2 separate regions of the Homo sapiens genome follow, and region 2 is linked to region 1. Evidence: chromatin loops called from intact Hi-C (ENCODE). Cell type or tissue: IMR-90. All regions are shown on one strand. Each heading gives the region's core, and the rest is flanking DNA. Links, peaks and the distances in the headings are about the cores only.

The links. Hi-C counts contacts between places; a loop is a spot of excess contacts. Peaks named below come from ENCODE experiments on the same cell type or tissue, not always from the same donor. Only the 100,000 strongest peaks of a DNase experiment are listed, where the experiment ranks them.
Region 2: a loop joins it to region 1, with 3 times the contacts of the local background. A loop is called at or near these places in 1 of 110 quality-filtered maps.

Annotation. Positions count from the first base shown.
Region 1 is chr9:27,274,608-27,279,110 of GRCh38, forward strand. It overlaps the pseudogene REXO6P. Among named protein-coding and RNA genes, the nearest start is that of EQTN, 20 kb to the right of the region's middle. In IMR-90, for the core only: a CTCF peak has its summit at 2,020 (motif pointing left); a DNase peak (open chromatin) is centred at 1,994; H3K27ac peaks cover 229 bases.
Region 2 is chr9:27,085,107-27,089,609 of GRCh38, forward strand. No RefSeq gene overlaps it. Among named protein-coding and RNA genes, the nearest start is that of TEK, 22 kb to the right of the region's middle. In IMR-90, for the core only: no CTCF peak of the experiment used is centred there; DNase peaks (open chromatin) are centred at 2,355 and 4,065; H3K4me3 peaks cover 281 bases; H3K27ac peaks cover 3,163 bases.

The sequences.
Region 1 (4,503 bases), core at 145-4,144:
TGGACTTCAGAATTAAAGGAAGAATCCTTTGGATAGGCAGACAAAAGTATCACACGACTCAAAGGGTGAAATAGCAGGCAAGCAGACTTCTCCACAGCAACATTTGTTATAAGAGAATGGAACATGGGAAAGAATGTTTAGCTTCACTAATAATTAAAGAAATGTAATATAAGATAAGGCAATAAAATTTTAACCAGATTTGCAGGCTTTAAAAAATTATAATGTGCATCGTAGGTAAGGGTTTGTGGGAAGAGAACTCTGAAACATTGAGAAGGACTATAAATTGTGAAAACCCTTCTGGAAGGCAATACAGTGACAATAAGATTTTTAAAGAATGCTTTAAAAATCTTAAAATTCTTTATCTTTAGTCCAATTATTTCAACTTGTGAGAATTTTAAGGACAGTTATTTACAAAGCCAAAAACTATTTATATACAAGAATTGGGGAGGGGGTAACAGGGAGTAGGTGGGACTACAGGCACGCGCCATCACACCTGGCTTTTTTTTTTTTTTTTTTACATAGCACAATAAAATTAAAACTATAAACACCACAACATTTGCAGTTAAAGGGAAATAATGTTAGCCACCAAAAAAACTTTGTAAGAAATAAGAGGAAGGTAACTAGCATTTATTAAGTACTTATATATTTGACCCTGGGGTAGGCACTCAATTTTCCTTTCATAGATAAGGAAACTGAAGCTCAGAAAAATTAAATAACTTGCCCAAGGACACCCAACTATTCTATGAAGAACTGAAATTCAGGTTTTCATTTGTGATTTGGAAGTATAGACTCTGCCATGCAGAAAGTTTATTAAATATCTTTTTTTTTTTTTTTTTTTTTTTTTTTTGAGACGGAGTCTCACTCTGTTGCCAGGCTGGAGTACAGTGGTGCGATGTCGGCTCACTGCAACCTCCGACTCCCTGGTTCAAGCGATTCTCCTGCCTCAGCCTCCAGAGTAGCTGGGATTACAGGCATGCGCCACCACACCCAGCTAATTTTTGTATTTTTAGTAGAGACAGGGTTTCACCATGTTGGCCGGGAGGGTCTCCATCTCCTGACCTCGTGATCCACCTGCCTCGGCCTCCCAAAGTGCTGGGATTACAGGCATGATATATGACGCCTGGCCTAAATATCACTTTTTTAAACACAAAAATGTTAAAGGAATACTACTCACTGAACTGCTTCTTCAATTTCTTTTTTATGTCATAAAAGAACTTCAGCACTTATAAATTACAAAAGTTTATAATTATTTTGAAAACTAAAGTCGATTCTTGTTATTTCAGGTAGTTATACTCTGTAAGTCACCACAAACTCAGATTTAGTGAACACTGAATCCACTGCTCCTAAAACAAACAAACATGGGGTTAGGTTCAGGTAAGTCTCTGGTCACATTTTTTTTTTTGGTCAATCAAAGTATCACCTTGCTTTACATATGTGTCATGTTTACAGACATCTCATTTAATACCCTCGTGGCCAACAGCACTAAAACTCATGCCTGAACAAAGTTTATCTAGCACATATTTTCTCTGTAAGGCACATCACATTCTTTTTATGCTTAGGAGCACTAGACAGCACTACAATGAGCGGCAATTTTCAGCACAAAATCACCAACAAAAAGCACACAGATACAAAAAAACCTGGCACTAAACGGACTGCAAAAGGACATTTTACATTATGTGAGCTTAAACAAGAAGGCTATCACCTTCTTCAGCCTTAACTGGGAATGTGCATGTCAGGCAATTCAAATTTTTTGCCACTCTGCGTTGTCTGTGAATGATCTCATAAGCACAGCAAGTCTTGATTTTAAGGTTACACGTCAATTTTACTGAGTAGGTGAATTCGCAAATTTGGAATCTGTGAATAATGAGGATCGACTTTTAAAATTTATGGTTAAGAGGCTACCCAATGATAATATACCTGCTTTCAATGAAAATGTTAGATCTGTGGGTGGGGTGGGGAAACGGACAGGAAAATGCTAACAAGCAGGAATCAATGTACCGACTGCCAGTAAATTGTGCCCCCTAGTGGACAAAAGGATAAATAGTCCTAGAATAATAAAACTGGAAATAACAAGGTATGCACTTTATATAAAGCTTTGAGCAGCGGGGAGATGAGGAACTAAATAATTCACATCAAATTTGCCAGAGTGTGCAATTCTCTTTTTTGGTCCAGATGTGTTTTTGTAATATAACATATCATCCTTTTCTGAAGCCTAGTGGAAAAAAGAATTATCCAATTTCAGCACAGTAAAGGCAAATTTAGCATGTTTCTCAAAAAGCCATAGGAATCTAAGCAACAAAGTGTGGACAAATTTTTTAATAAAAATTCACAAAAAACTGAATTTGAATAGTTTTACCTGTGTAGATTCCTATAAAAGAATCCTCTAGGCCGGGCGCGGTGGCTCACGCCTGTAATTCCAGCACCTTGGGAAGCCAAGGCAGGTGCATCACTTCAGGTCAGGAGTTCGAGACCAGCCTGGCCAACAGGGTGAAACCTCGTCCTACTAAAAATACAAAAATTAGCTGGGTGTGGTGGCACGCGCCTATAGTCCCAGCTACTTGGGAGGCCGAGGGAGGAGAATTGCTTGAACCTGGGAGGCAGAGGTTGCAGTGAGCCGAGATCGCCTCACTGCGATCCAGCATGAGCGACAGAGACTCCATCTCAAAACAAACAACAACAAAAAATCCTCTAATTTGAGAAGTCAACTATAAGTTACTGTATATAGTACTATGGCCTCTGGAAACTGTCAACTCTGCCAGACACTATGGCTGGCCACTTATCAAGGCTTTTGCCTTGTCACTCCAATATGTTATTGATCAAAACTATTAGAATATGTGTATTATGTAGGTGTATATTGTATAGAATTTAGAACAAATATAAAATATGTATTTAAGCAAAACTCCATTAGATTTAAGAAAACAATAAAAGAAAAAAAATGCTAACCTGTTTAGCAGTCTTTTCCTTATGAGATTCACTTTCAACGAGCTCATTAGAAACTTAAAGACATTCTTTCATAGTGTCATCAGAATGAGAGGAGGTGTCATCTTCAGTACAACCATTATCAGATTTGATTGGATCAGAACCAAATTTGGCTAATTTGCTTCTTCAAAAGTAATGAGGTCTTGATTATTACCTTGCATTCTTGGCACATTGTCTTTTGCAAGGTCATCTGAATAAGAAATGTGGAACTGGCTTGGTGAATACCAACATTTAATTTCTTCTTTTTGTGTATCATAATTTTGTTTTTACCTGTTTTTTGTTCTTTAGGTAACTTTCTTATTACAACTTTCTTTCATTATTTCATTGCCATTGAGAGGTGCAGAAGATGAACCTCCTTCTAAAATACAGTCATGGCTTTTTTCATCCCCAAATTTTTCCTTCTTAGGTACTGTTTTAAAATGATATAAATTTACATTAGTTTTAATACCTGGGGATGTTTTCATGAGCAATGTAGGTAGTTGTAATTTGTTACTGTCATCATCTATTTGTGTGGTTAGTTGGGTTTTATCTGTTTTTTTCTTCTTCTGTGCCACTAATTTTAAGATTTTTCTCCTCCGGGGGCGTGATATGTGTCCATTTATCCTTATAATGATGTTTGAAGCCTCTACATAGTTTAGATTTCTTAGAAGTAGGCATGACTGGAGGTACATCTATTATAAGATCATCTTCAGATTCTTAAAGATCTGTTTTACTTCTTATTGGTGAAACAGAAGGCCTTTGGCTCTCCAGGGATGTGTGGCGACCTTCACTCACAGGTGTTTTCAAGTGGCAGAAGTGCTGTTGATCAGCCTCATCCTGCTTTGCTTTAGATGCCCCAAGTACCTCCGCAGAATAATTGAGGAAAGGATCATATTCAAGATCAGTCTCTGGACATCTGAGGTCCATCACATACTTTCCAGTCTGTCTTTGTTCTTTGATGGTGCAATTCACTTTTCCTCTGGGAGCAGGCTATTTTCAGGAAAATCTTGCCTCACATTTGTGTCATTCAAGGAGGCCACAGGGCTTTGAGTCAGTTCTTCAAGTGCTAAAGTTCATTTGGAGATCCTCTTCTGCTCTTCTTCAACCTCAGCCTTGACTAACTCATTTTTTCTGTTCTAATTTTTCCATAGTTATGTCTAGGACTGTCAGTAGAAAATAAGTTTTGTTTTATCATTACAATCATGATGAAATGCAGATTCTAGAATACCCTGGAGAAGTAGCTTCCTATCAGAAGGACATTAACCCTTCCAAACCCAGTTTTAAATACAGGAGGTAGTTTGCTAAGTGATCAGTTCTAGATGGAGAGTGAGAAGCCAATGGCTATCACTGTTTAAGTTTTCCAAATGTCTAGCTCATTCCCATGACTGATTAAAATACATTTACACCTTATTACTAAGGTGACTATACATCAGTAGGACAGGCCTTGTTTGTGCTTAATTGTTTGTGTCAAACATGACATACTTTGGATAGAAAATATTCACCTTATTACCAAGCAATGACAATTTGGAAACTTAAAATAACTGA
Region 2 (4,503 bases), core at 111-4,110, 190 kb before region 1:
GGAGGACATGTGCATTTTACATTTTAATAGATATTGATGAATCTTTTCCATTAACAGCAGGGAATATAACAGCAAGTGACATTTTAGGTCACTTTTATAGAAAATGTCACTTGTGTACAACAGTTATGTAGCAATAAATGTAACATCTTTTAAAAAAGAGAAAACAATTTCTGGTAAGGAAGTTCTAAACAAAGAAGCATTCCATCGGGATATGCCCTCCTTTAAAATTACTGTTATTAGAAAGTGGAATTCGGTAGGGGATTGGAGCAGGGGCAGGAAGCTCGAAGAAGAAAGAATACGGAAATACAAATCTTTCCAAGTTCACTTTCATCAATAGTGACTTTCTATAATAGTGCTGTCCTAAAACAGGATGTCTGATCATCTTAGGAATACACAGTTGTTTTGCTGCGACACACTTTTCCTTCCAAGCTCATTAGCTGCTTTTTCTTTTTGGCAAAATGTTTTGTGGTGTGCAGCATGCTGATAAATACTACTCAAACATTTTTCACTACTTTTCTGTGGTAGGGAGTGGAGGAAGGGGAGAGAGTTCCAAGAACAAGGGCTTTTTGTGATATACCGATGATGCTATCAAGTCCTTAAACAAGTGCGTAAGAAGTCTTAGCAGAGTTAATTGCTCAATTCACTGCTATTGAACAGTACATCTTTATAGGGAGCAGGATAAAATACCATGATTTACAAGTTGGAATGAAAAAAACACTTCATGAAACATATTTATCGGGCCGTTCCTGTTAATAAGAACACTAATAGAGGCTAGTTAGCTTTTTTAAATTTCTTCATTAGTAATTTCCATTAAGAAATGTTAGTCCTGTACATAGTAGATATAAAATAAGTAAAAATATTAACATACTTAATCTGCACATTTACTTTAAAAATGTGATACAGAAGTAAAAATTGGGCCGGGCGCAGTGGCTCACGCCTGTCATCCCAACACTTTGGGAGGCCAAGGCAGGCAGATCACGGGGTCAGGAGTTCGAGACAAGCCTGACCAACATGGTGAAACCCCGTCTCTACTAAAAATGCAAAAATTAGCCAGGCATGGTGGCGGGCACCTGTAATCCCAGCTACTCAGGAGGCTGAGGCAGGAGAATCGCTTGAACCCAGGAGGCAGAGGTTGCAGTGAGCCGAGATCATGCCATTGCACTCCAGCTTGGGTGACAGCGGGAGACTCCGTCTCAAACAAACAAACAAAACAACAACAACAACAACCAAAAAAAAGGCAAAAAAAAAAATTGGCTAAAAGGAAACTGTTCAAAATGCAAAAGACTTAAAACTGTGAAACCTCTAGCCTGCAGATCAACAGGAAAAAATCTGATTAGTCCATGGCCAAATGAACCAATTTAAAAGACACCATGAAAATGAAATTTGAAACAAAGTACCTATGAAATTTCAAATTATTTAAAGAACAAAACTATCCCATATGTTTCATTAAACATGAAAATACATTTTTAAACATAAATCTAAGTGTTATTAGCTTTCTTTCTCAACACATCGAGAAACTTAGGCAATGAGAATATTATCTGAGTTTCTTATCAGTTGTATTTTCTTATTTCTTGAATCACAACTATCCTTAAGATGAGAGCATCCTGGAAAATATTTATTTTTCTAAGACATTTGTCATCTTTTTAAAGGACTGCAGAAACTCAATTTTATTTTTTTAAAAAAACACTAACTCAAATTAAGTGGGCAATGTGTTCATGAAAAGGAAGAGAGATTCTGCCCCAATTCCTGGGGAAAGTCAGGGGCAGGACACAGAATATTCTTTTACAGTAACATTGGGATTGTCTTTTCTCATCAGCTCTAGGTTTAGACAAGCAGTGGGCCTGGTCTTTATGAGGTTTCCACTGAAATGAAGACAAGTGGGTGAAGGTAGAGACCAGGCATATCTTCCAGCGTGGGAGTGACTAAGAAGTGCCATATGTCTTCTTTTCAGCCTAAACCTTCAAAGAAGCAAATGATTACAGGGTAATTTAAACTATCAAGCTAAGAAAATGCACACACACATAATACCTAACTGTCAAAGGGCCGATTCACAACTTGGTCACTTAACTGAAGGAGAAAAGGAATGTTTGGAATTAGAATAAACAGACGCATATACAAACAGTTTATTATTTCTGCCAGAACTCTAAGTGGTTTCCCCATAATTTGGAGAATCTTCTGAGAAGGGTGCTCTGGAAATCCAAAGCTTATCTAGCAGAAACTCAAATTCAACACAAACCAAATAGATTCATCTTCCTCCGTAACCTACTCCTCTGCTTTTGACTTCTGTTTCTGCGTGACAGAGCCTGGTATCTGCGTTCTATTTATATTATATATTGTTATTCTGTGTTCCCAGAGAAACTGGAATGCAAAAACCTGACTGCATTTGCTCTTTAATAAAAACTATGGGCCGGGTGCAGTGACTCATGTCTGTAATCCCAGCACTTTGGGAGGCAGAGGAGGGCGGATCGCTTGAGCCCAGGAGTTTGAGACCAGTCTGGGTAATGTGGTGAAACCTTGTCTCTACAAAAATTACAAAAATCAGCCAGAGCGTGGTGGCGTGCACCTCTAGTCCCAGCTCCTCAGGAGGCTGAGGTAGGAAGATTGCTTGAGCCCAGGAGGTGGAGTTTGCAGCGAGCCGAGATCGTGCCACTGCACTCCAGCCTGGGCAACAGAGCTAGACCCTGTCTCAAAACCAAAACAACAACCACAACAACAACAACAAACCTATGTAATATAAGTTCTCCAGACTTCATTCCTCATTTGTAAATGAGGAATCAAACCTTGTAGGTAGAAAGAATAAAGAACATGGAAACCAGAAATATCTGTTCACACCCAAGTCTGCCATTTACCATGTGTATTGCCCTGGGAAATGTTAAGGGTCTCCTAGTTCTTACATTCTTTGACTTAATTATTTATCTGATGATGTTTCCATATTTGTTATTATATTGAAGAAAGTTAAATATTAACAAGACCCATAACATTAGTAGACATTGATTGCAGAGCCTCTACATATTGTGGGGAAACAAAGTTAGAGTTGAAAGGCTCCTAGGAAAGTGTTTTAATCCACTTCACTCTACACAGCCATGTTCTTGCCCACTCATGACTTTGCCTGTAGCTGCCTCCACCTCAACTTTCTCCCTCCCATCCATTTATTTATAGTCTATCCATACTTCAAAGCCCAACTCAAATATTTTCCCCTCACTGAAACCTCTTATGAAAATTTCAGTGAACATTGAACAATAACTGAACTTTCTAAATAAGTAATATTTAAATTCATTATGTATTTCCATGCTCAGCGATGTATAAAATATTTTTTTTTTTGAGATGGAGTCTCGCTCTGTCGCCCAGGCTGGAGTGCGGTGGTGCAATCTCAGCTCGCTGCAAGCTCTGCCTCCTGGGTTCATGCCATTCTCCTGCCTCAGCCTCCCGAGTAGCTGGGACTACAGGTGCCCACCATTACACCCAGCTAATTTTTTGTATTTTTAGTAGAGATGGGGGTTTCACCATGTTAGCCAGGATAGTCTCGATCTCCTGACCTCGTGATCTGTCCACCTTGGCCTCCCAAAGTGCTGGGATTACAGGCGTGAGCCACTGTGCCCGGCCTTATGATATACTTTTTGTTTCATATGCATGACTTGTGTTTAAATTACTCATTGTTTTATTCATTTCCAGTAAACACTCACTGAAAATCTACCACATATTCTGTGATCTTGGACATTATTTATGTAATTTTTTTTGGTAAAATGGGAATAGAAATTGCTATCTTTCAAAGGTGAAGAAGATTGAATGAGATAACATATGTGCAAGTGCCTGGCCTGTGTTGTGGCATAAATGTCTTTCTTTCTCTTTTATAAACAGGTGATTTCTGAAAATCATAAAAAAGAAATGGACTGCTTAACTTGTTCTCAAGATTAGGGATACTCTATCTAGAAAGCAAGTTTTTCTTGTGCTGTTTTGTAACTAGCACTGTCATTTTTTGAGTATTACAGTATCTACTTGGAGATGTTACATGAAAAAGTTTGCTAACTTCACTAATATTAATAGAATTTCGTGGTTAAATGTTTGGAATGCTGGGATTTAAAACAAGTAAGGCATTTCCTTTTTTCTCCCCACCCCGTTCAGTGAGGTTGTTTCACGCACTTGTAATGCAGTTAGATTGTTTTGTCACATTCTGTATTCCATCCTGAGATCCTCTAGCTTTTAAATAATTTTTAAATTTTGCATTAAGATTTACTTTTTTTTAAATTGACAAATGCATAGTGTCTTAATGTCGTGTATCTATCATTACAGTATCATATAGAATAGTATCACTGCCCTAAAAATCTGCTGTGGTCTGCTTATTTAGCACTCTCCTCAGACCCCTGGCAACCGCTGGTCTTTTTTACTGTTGCTATCGTTTTGCCTTTTCCAGAATGTCATATAATTGGAGGATACAGGATGTGACCTTTTCAGTCTGACTTTTTGCATTTAGCAATATGCAGTTAAAATTAATCCCTATCTATG